Regions from separate parts of the Homo sapiens genome. Here region 1 is linked to region 2. A link is an interaction called in ENCODE POLR2A ChIA-PET data of the cell type or tissue named here. Cell type or tissue: K562. All regions are shown on one strand. Each heading gives the region's core, and the rest is flanking DNA. Links, peaks and the distances in the headings are about the cores only.

Evidence for each region. ChIA-PET counts read pairs that join two places held together with the same protein. Peaks named below come from ENCODE experiments on the same cell type or tissue, not always from the same donor. Only the 100,000 strongest peaks of a DNase experiment are listed, where the experiment ranks them.
Region 1: POLR2A ChIA-PET joins it to region 2 with 7 read pairs; 1 of 35 experiments calls an interaction of 5 or more read pairs at or near these places.

The regions. Positions count from the first base shown.
Region 1 is chr9:135,478,684-135,483,120 of GRCh38, forward strand. PPP1R26 (protein phosphatase 1 regulatory subunit 26) reads left to right here and starts at 1,099. Exons shown (of 4, transcript NM_014811.5): 1 at 1,099-1,339; 2 at 4,000-4,132. RefSeq lists silencers at 1,621-1,680, 1,691-1,740. In K562, for the core only: a CTCF peak has its summit at 240; DNase peaks (open chromatin) are centred at 458, 1,168, 1,728 and 2,058; H3K4me3 peaks cover 2,393 bases.
Region 2 is chr9:136,699,528-136,703,847 of GRCh38, forward strand. No RefSeq gene overlaps it. Among named protein-coding and RNA genes, the nearest start is that of DIPK1B, 11 kb to the right of the region's middle. RefSeq lists enhancers at 1,643-1,802, 1,843-1,892. In K562, for the core only: no CTCF peak of the experiment used is centred there; a DNase peak (open chromatin) is centred at 1,698.

The DNA of each region.
Region 1 (4,437 bases), core at 122-4,121, 1.2 Mb before region 2:
CGAAGGCATTAAAACAATTCTTTAATGGGTTTCCTGACCCAAAACTGGCCCTCCAGCTTCCCAGGCTGGCATGACTAGAAGCACCCCTCCAAGGCAAGTCTCTGATTTTGATCCTATCAAATCTCTGACACTTTCTAGACAGGAACCGAACCCACAAATTCATCTCCCAGACACGTGTGGATCAGGGCCCAGGGGGCTTACAGAAGCAGCGCGGTGCCCCTGCGCACCATCTGCCCCTTCCACGAGTGGGCGCTGAGGGAGGATCCAGTCGGGTCTGCCCGTTCCCCGCCGCCCGGGGATGCTGAGCACACCCGGGCCACCGCCAGCCTCGGGCACACACCCTGGACCTTTTATAAAACAAAACTGGGAAGACTTTCAAGGTCACATGGTCAGTGCACAGCAGAAGCAGAAACAGCAGCGGCCTCAAGGTCCGGGGCAGTTCCTAGAAACTGTTCCCTCCCCCGAACCTGGCGGCAGGTGTGCTCGAGGAGCCGCCGCCCCGGGCAGGTCGTGCGTCCACTCCCCGCCGCAAGCTCGGGTGGGGCAGCCGCGGGGACACGCGGGGGCCGCCCCCGACCCCGGCCCAAGGCTGTGGGGCTGGAGGGGCGGGCGGGCCGGTCTCAGCCCGGAGCCCCGCGTGAACTTCGGGGAGGAACTCGGTTGGCGCCGGGGCCCCGCACGCTCCCTTCCCGCGGCTCCGAGCGCTTTCCCACGGCCACGCCCCCCGCGCCCAGAACTTCCCGGCGACCCCGCGCCCCCTGCGCGCCCCCCGGAGGTGGCCGCGGTACGGGAGGCGGGCAGCACGGGGCTCGGCCCGGCCCAAGCGCCTTCGCCCCGCACCCCGCGGAGGGGGCCGCGTCCGAACCGGGCGGGGCGGGGCGGGGGCGTCCCCGGGGCGCGGGCGCGGCGGCAGGTGGGCGCGCTCTCGCGGGCGGGGGTCCGGCCGGGCCGCGCGCCTCCCCCGGAACTCGGCCGTGCCATTCCCATGATGCCCAGCCACGGGCACGGCTTCCGGAGTGCGGCCGCCGCCGCCACCGTCCGGTAGGTCGCGGGGAGGGGGCGGCTTGGGGGGGTCGCCCCGCCCCCCGCCCCGCCCCTCCCCTCCCGCGCTTCCCACGGCGCGGCCCGGGCGCGGGGCGGCGGCAGCGGCGGCGCGCGGGGAGGCGGGGAGGCGGGGGGCCCGGCCGGACGCCCCTGCGCCCCCTCCCCGCGCCCCGGCCGAGGGCGGAGCGCGCTGGCCCTGCAGCCTCCGGCCCGCCCCCGGCCCGCCGCCTCCCCCGGGACGTGGGACGCGGGCGCAGGCGGGGTCCGCGCGGCGGGCGGCGGGGGACGGGCGGAGGTGAGCGGGTGCAGGGCCGGGGCCGGGGGGCTCGGGGGCTGGGAAGCTGGGGGGTCGGGGACAGGAGGGCCAGCCAGGCCGGGGCCGGCGCGCCGTGCAGGCCGCGGCGGGCGGGCGGCGGGGGCTCCCCGAGGCAGGCGGACGGGGATCGGCGCCGGGGCTGCTCCGTTCCCCGGGCGGGGATCCTGTCTCTGGCCTCCGTGCGACTCTCGGCCCGCGCGCCCCGCGCTCCTGGAGCCCCAGGTGAGGCGCAGGTGAGGGCCCGCGGTGGGGAGCTTTGGCCCGGCCCGGGGCGGCCGCTGCCCTCCGAGAATGGCCGCGGCCCGGCCGGCCTGGAGACTGCGGTTCACGCCCTGCGCCAGGCGGAGCTTCCGGGAGGGTGGCCGCTCTCCCGGGCCCCAAGCTCGCTAGTCCTCGGATCCCAGAAACATAACTCCGGGGGTGCAGACCTGCTTGGAGGCCCGGCCTCTTCCCTGGGAGGCGTTCACTCCCGCCGGGCCGAGGACCAGGTCGCCGATCCCAGCGGCTAGGGTGAGCGCGCCCTCGGGGAGGGGAGCTCCCTTGGGGGACCCTGCCCAGCCCGCAGGCCGTGAGTAGCCCAAGCTTGGGAGTCAGGGGAGGTCGGGCCGGGGCAGCCGGGAGGGGCTCACCTTGCCTTCAGTTCCCAAGCACAGGAAATGGCGGTGCAGCTTTGCTGGGGGACGCTTGTAGTGAGGTTGTAAAATTGCAGCTTCTGGAAGGCTGGGAGCTGAATTCTAGCCCACGCCCACTTCTGGGTGGCTGGAGCGGGTCCTCCTGCTGCCCCGCCCGCTCCTGCACCGGGGCTCCTCTCCCTGGCCTGCAGACCCTGGCCTCCCTACCCTGGGGGGAAACCCCACCTGGGAGGTAAGACCGCTGGCTGAGCTGCTTTTCGGCCAACCGAGAAATGTAGAGTATTTGGGGGCGTTTCTCACAGGTGGGCAGACTGTTAGGATGGCGAGGGCCCAGTGTGGGTGCTTTGGTTCTCTCCAGAAGGTTGATGTCTGGACCGAGAAGGTACCCGAGTGTTCTCCACCGCTTCCTAAAATCTGACACCGTGTGGCCTTGGGGTGCAGGTGCTGGGTGTCCCCACAGCCACCCTCAAGACCGTATCCTGAGGCAGCAATTTGACAAAGCCTGCACCTCTGGCTTGGGCCCACACCTATCTCTAAGGACTGATTAGGGGGCTTTTCTTGTTTTTTTTTTTTTTTTTTTTTTAGAGCCAGAGTCTCGCTTTGTCGCCCAGGCTGGAGTGCAATGGCTGATCTCGGCTCACTGTAATCTCCGCCTCCCTGGTTCAAGCGATTCTCGTGCCTCAGCCCCTGGAGTAGCTGGAACTACAGACGTGGGCTCCCACGCCCAGCTAATTTATGTGTTTTTAGTAGAGATGGGGTTTCGCCATGTTGGCCAGGCTGGTCTCGAACTCCTGGCCTCAAGTGATCCACCTGCCTCCACCTCCCAGAGTGCTGGGATTACAGGTGTGAGCCACTATCCCCGACCCAGGGGGCTTTTCAAGAATGATTCATCTCGCATAATGTTTTAAAGCCACAAGCTGTCCTGGGGAGACGACCCCCCTCGATTTTTTTTTTTCTTTCTGAGATGGAGTCTCGTTCTGTCTCCTAGGCTGGAGTGCAGTGGCGCGATCTCGGCTCACTGCAACCTCTGCCTCCTGGGTTCAAGCAATTCTCCTGTCTCAGCCTCCCCAGTAGCTGGGATTACGGGCACACGCCACCACGCCCAGCTAATTTTTGTATTTTTAGCAGAGGAGGGGTTTCACCATATTGGCCAGGCTGGTCTCAAACTCCTGACCTCAGGTGATCCACCTGCCTCAGCCTCCCAAAGTGCTGGGATTACAGGCGTCAGCCACTGCACCTGGCCAGATTTTTTAATACCATTCTTGAACTAGGTGATTTGACAACTTAGAAAACTGTTCACTGGGTGTCCAGGCCTTCTCTGCAACCAGTCAGAAGCTGTAAATGTGGCTAGTGGAGAACAGACTATTTCCCCAGGAAAACTCCCCTCCCCGACCTTGTCATCTAGTGTAAAGACACTGACTTGGGCCGGTTTTCTTAAGGTAGTATTTAAGGTAGTATTCTTAAGGTAGTATTGCTGTTTAAGGAGTCAATAGTCTTAATTTAGACGCTCCTCAGCCCAAGGCTAATGCAAATGTTTTGTCATTTATGTCATTTTGCAGAGGCAATTTGAATAACACCTACAGTAAGGCAGGCGTGGGTTTGCTAGCCAGTGAAAGAGCTCCTCTCGCATTGTTGGTCCCCCAGTGCTCTGTGTCAGTGGGGAATCTCTCCAGAAGGTGACTTTATGGGGGATGTCATGGGCTGCAGTGGGTGGCCAGAATTTGAGAACTAGCAGATAACGTCACATACGTGCCCCATCCCCATCACTTCAGCCAGCATCAGATCTGCTGTCCAGGATAGCTATACATTACTTGTGGTTAAATGTATTTGTCTTAATACATTAAGTTAAATATATTTGTACTTGTGGTTAAATGTCTTAGAGTAAGTTCCTTCAAAAGTTAATTTTGAGCCCTTAAGTTAATGATATTTCTTTCCAAAAAAAAAAAATTTATCAACTGTAGCTTCAGCCTGTAATTAGATGCCTCTGATTCTCTTTGATTCTGGTAGTCAAAAGTCTATTGAAAAAGCAGAGAGAGAATGCCTCGGTGTGTAAGTGGAGTGATGAGGACCTGATCTCTGGGCCGTGTGGGAACACTGGCTGCCATTTCATCACAGTCAACCTGGACTCACAGAATTTCAAGTAATTTCAAGTAATTCTTGTATTTTAGTTTCCCTTGTAGGGCACAAATTGGTGCTAGCAAATGACTTACTTCTGAATCTGTCTCACCCCCTGGTTAATTGCTGGTTACCCCTTTTGGGCTCACCTGTGTGTAGGTGGCCAGGCTCACCTTTTGTTTCTTTTTCTTTCTTTCTTTTTTTTTTTTTTTTTTTTGAGATGGAGTCTCATTCTGTCGCCCAGACTGGAGTGCAGTGGCATGATCTCAGCTCACTGCAAACTCTACCTCCTGGGTTCGAGCAATTCTCCTGCCTCAGCCTCCCAAGTAG
Region 2 (4,320 bases), core at 56-4,055:
AGGTCACAGCTGACTTTACTTATTTTTGCTTACCTGTATTTTTTTTTTTGAGATGGAGTCTCCCTGTGTTGCCCAGGCTGGAGTGCAATGGTGTGATCTCGGCTCACTGCAGCCTCCGCCTCTGGGTTCAAGCGATTCTCCTGCCTCAGCTTCCCGAGTAGCTGGAATTACAGATGCCCATCACCATGCCCAGCTAATTTTTGTATTTTTAGTAGAGACGGGGTTTCACCATGTTTGCCAGGCTATTCGCGAACTCCTGACCTCAAGTGATCCGCCCGCTTCAGCCTCCCAAAGTGCTGTGATTACAGGCGTGAGCCACCGCACCCAGCCCTTACCTATATTTTTTTATTGAAGTGAAATTCATGTAACATAAAATTATTCTAAAGTGTACAATTTGGCCGGGCACAGTGGCTCATGCCTGTAATCCTGACACCTTGAGAGGCTGAGGTGGGCAGATCACCTGAGATCAGGAGTTCGAGACCAGCCTGGCCAACATGGTAAAACACTGTCTCTACTAAAAATACAAAAATTAGCTGGGTGTGGTGGCGCATGCCTGTAATCCCAGCTACCTGGGAGGCCGAGGCGGGAGAATCACGTGAACCCAGGAGGCGGAAGTTGCAGTGAGCCAAGATGGTACCATTGCACTCCAGCCTGGGCAACAGAGTGAGACTCCATCTCAAAAAAAAAAAAAAGTGTATAATTTAGCACTTTCAGTTTTTTGCAACGCCTCCAATGTTTTGCAACCATCACCTCCAGAACATTTTCATCCCCCCAAAGGGAAACGCCTTCCCCATAGGCACTCGCTCCCCACTGCTCCCTCCCCCAGCCCATGGCAACCACTCATCTTCGTGTGTCTGTGGATTTGCCCGTTCTGGAAATTTCATAGAAGCGGAATCAGGACCATGTGGACCTTTGTGCCTGGATTCTTTCACTCAGCATGACAGCTTCACGACTCACCCACATAGCCTGGGCCAGAACTTCATTCCTCTGGCCGGGCACAGGGCCTCACGCCTGGAATCCCGGCACTTTGGGAGGCGAGATGGGGGAGGATCACTTGAGGCCAGGAGTTTGAGACCAGCCTGGACAGCATAGTGAGATCCCATCTCTACTAAAAATAAAACGTTAGCTGGGCGTGGTGGTACATGCCTGTAATCCCAGCTACTCGGGAGGCTGTGGCACGAGAATTGCTTGAACCCGGGAGATGGAGGTTGCAGTGAGCCGAGATCGCACCACTGCACTGCAGCCTGGAGGATACAGCAAGACTGTGTCTCCAAAAAAAAAAAAAAAATCAGCCAGGTGTGCTGGCAGGTGCCTGTAATCCCAGCTACTCGGGAGGCTGAGGCACGAGAATCGCTTGAACCTGGGAGGTGGAGGTTGCACTGGGCCAAGGTTGCCCCACTGCACTCCATCCTGGGAGACAGAGCGAGACTCCACCTCAAAAAAAAAAAAAAAAAGCTCATGCTGTCTACAGGGAAAGCCCCTACTGGAGACAGCTGCGCTTGAGTGAGTGGGACTACAGTGCCAACGCTAGGGCTTATTGTGTTGACTGTGGGGTCACCGCGGTTGCCACGTTCCGAGGACACGGTCACTTCCTCGACCGCCTGTCCTGCCTCAGATGAACCTGCATATTTTACAATGAACGTTCAAGACGTCGGTGATAAGGACATGAACAACAGCGACAAGGGCTGTTTTAGAGGAACCCGCCTGAGGTTCCCGGCCCCAGCCTCTCGAAGGACGCAGCTCTGTGCTCAGCCCTGCCTCCCTTGTCTCTCCACCCCCACCTTCCTGTGTGCTTCAGCCCACCTGGGACATCCGAATTTTCTCCAGGAGGAGCGGCAGGTACTAGGGTGATGACAGTTATGAACACGAGTCACAGCCCCGCTCGGTGGGATGGCCTCCTGTGTTCCCTGTGACTCGGACGCTGAACGTTGCTCACACGTTGACAGCATGGAGACGGTTTCACCGTCTGCTACTTTCGAGTTTATTGTGGTGTCTCTCTGCGTCACCCTCATTTTGAGCAGCTGTGGAGGATCCGGGGGCCCCAGCGCCCGCAGGATTCAGGTTTGTCTCCGCCGGCCAGGACATCCTCACAAAGCAGACGTTTCCTCCCCACGGGTCTGGAGGCTGGGGGTGGGGGCGCCCCGTGGTCCGGCTCTGGTGAGGGTCCTCTTCCTGGCAGATCCTGGGAACCCGCCTGAGGTTCCCAGCCCTGGCCTCTCTAAGGATCCAGCCCTTTTCCCCGTTCTCAGCCCTGCCTCCCTTCTCTAGTGCCTTCTTGCTGCGTCCTGACGCGAGGGTGGGATAAGGAATAAGGGGAGGGCACCTGTGCCCTTTCTACTAAGGCCCACCCTCATGACCTCATCCACCCCCAGGCACCTCCCATAGGCTACATCGTCAATACCCTCTCCTTGCAGGTTAGGGCTTCCAGGAAGGAATTTAGTGGGGACACGATTCAGTCCCCCCACTTACACCTTTGCAAATAGCAAGAGAGGGCTGGATATGGTGGCTCACGTCTGTAATCCCAGCACTTTCGGAGGCCAAGGCGGGTGGACCACCTGAGGTCAGGGGTTCGAGACCAGCCTGGCCAACATGGTGAAACTCCATCTCTACTAAAAATACAAAAAATTAGCCGGGCATGGTGGTGCGCGCCTGTAGTCCCAGCTACTCAGGAGGCTGAGGCAGGAGAATTGCTTGAACCTGGGAGGTGGAGGTTGCAGTGAGCCGAGATCGTGCCACTGCACTCCAGCCTGGGTGACAAAAGTGAAACTCTGTCTCGGATAAAAAAAAAAAAAATAGCAAGAGAGGTTCAATCACCTATACATGGAAGGAACACAGGGAGATTGACACACACACACACACACGCACGCGGGCACACACCCATGTGCACACACACACACAGAGCTAAATGACAAAAATGAAAATGGTACCACACTGCACGTGCTGCCCTGCACCTTGATTTTGATACTGCAGTGGGTTAAATGGTGCCCCCCAAAAGATAAGTCCCCCTGGAATGTGTAAATGTAACTTTCTGTGGAAATGGGGTCTTTACAGCTGTAATTAGGTTAAAGACCTCGAGTGAGATCAATTTTGCCTTTTTTTTTTTTTTTTTTTTTTTGAGATGGAGTCTCACTCTGTCACCCAGGCTGGAGTAAAATGGCGCGATCTCGGCTCTCTGCAACCTCCGTCTCCCCGGTTCCCGCGATTCTCCTGCCTCGGCCTCCCGAGTAGCTGGGATTATAGGCGCCCACCACCACACCCAGCTAATATTTGTATTTTTAGTAGAGATGGGTTTTCACCATGTTGGCCAGGCTGGTCTCAAACTCTTGACCTCAGGTGATCTGCCCGCCTCGGCCTCCCAAAGTGCTGGGATTACAGGTGTGAGCCACTGCACCTGTATAGTTCAAGATAGTTTTACAAGATGGAAAAGTTCTGGAGCCAGATGGCAGTGAGGGCTGTACAACAATGTGAACATACCTAATGTCACTGACTGTGTGCTTAAAAATGATTTAGAGGGCCGGGCGCGGTGGCTCACGCCTGTAACCCCAGCACTCTGGGAGGCCAAGGCGGGTGGATCACCTGAGGTCAGGAGTTCGAGACCAGCCTGGCCAACAAGGTGAAATCCCATCTCTACTAAAACTACAAAAAATTAGCTGGGCCTGGTGGCAGATGCCTGTAATCCCAGCTACTCGGGAGGCTGAGGCAGGAGAATTGCTTGAACCAGGGAGGCGGAGGTTGCGGTGAGCCGAGATCACACCACAGCACTCCAATCTGGGCGACAAGAGCGAGACTCTGTCTCAAAAGAAAGAAAGAGAGAAAGAAAAGATGTGTCTCTGCGAGCAGAAGGTCTTGCCGCTCTGACAGTCACAGATGTGTAGGTCTCCTGACCGCAGCTGCACTCCCACCGAGGGCAGAAACTAGGAAGTCCTTGGAGCTTTGGTTCCCTTGACAGATGGGGGTGGAGCCCCCAGTGTTATTAAGGAGGCATGGCCCAGCTGCTCCTGCACCTTTCCAGCCAACTCTAGATCTGTCCTGGGGGCACAGTGAAAGGTCTCTGAAGTCTGTGGCATGTCCTGCTGCTCTAAGGGGGGCTCTGGCCCATTTCAGGAGGTTTTGCTGACAGACAAACTCACAGGAAGCCACAGTTGAGACACGGGGTTTGCAGTCCTGGTGAAGGGAAAGTGACTGTCCTAGTCAGCTTTGACAAAACACCACAAGCCAGGTGGCTTACAAACAATGGAAATGCATTTCTCACAGTGATGGAGGCCAGAAAGTCCAATATCGAGGTGCAGGCAGATTCCGTGTCTGGTGAGCGCCCGCCTC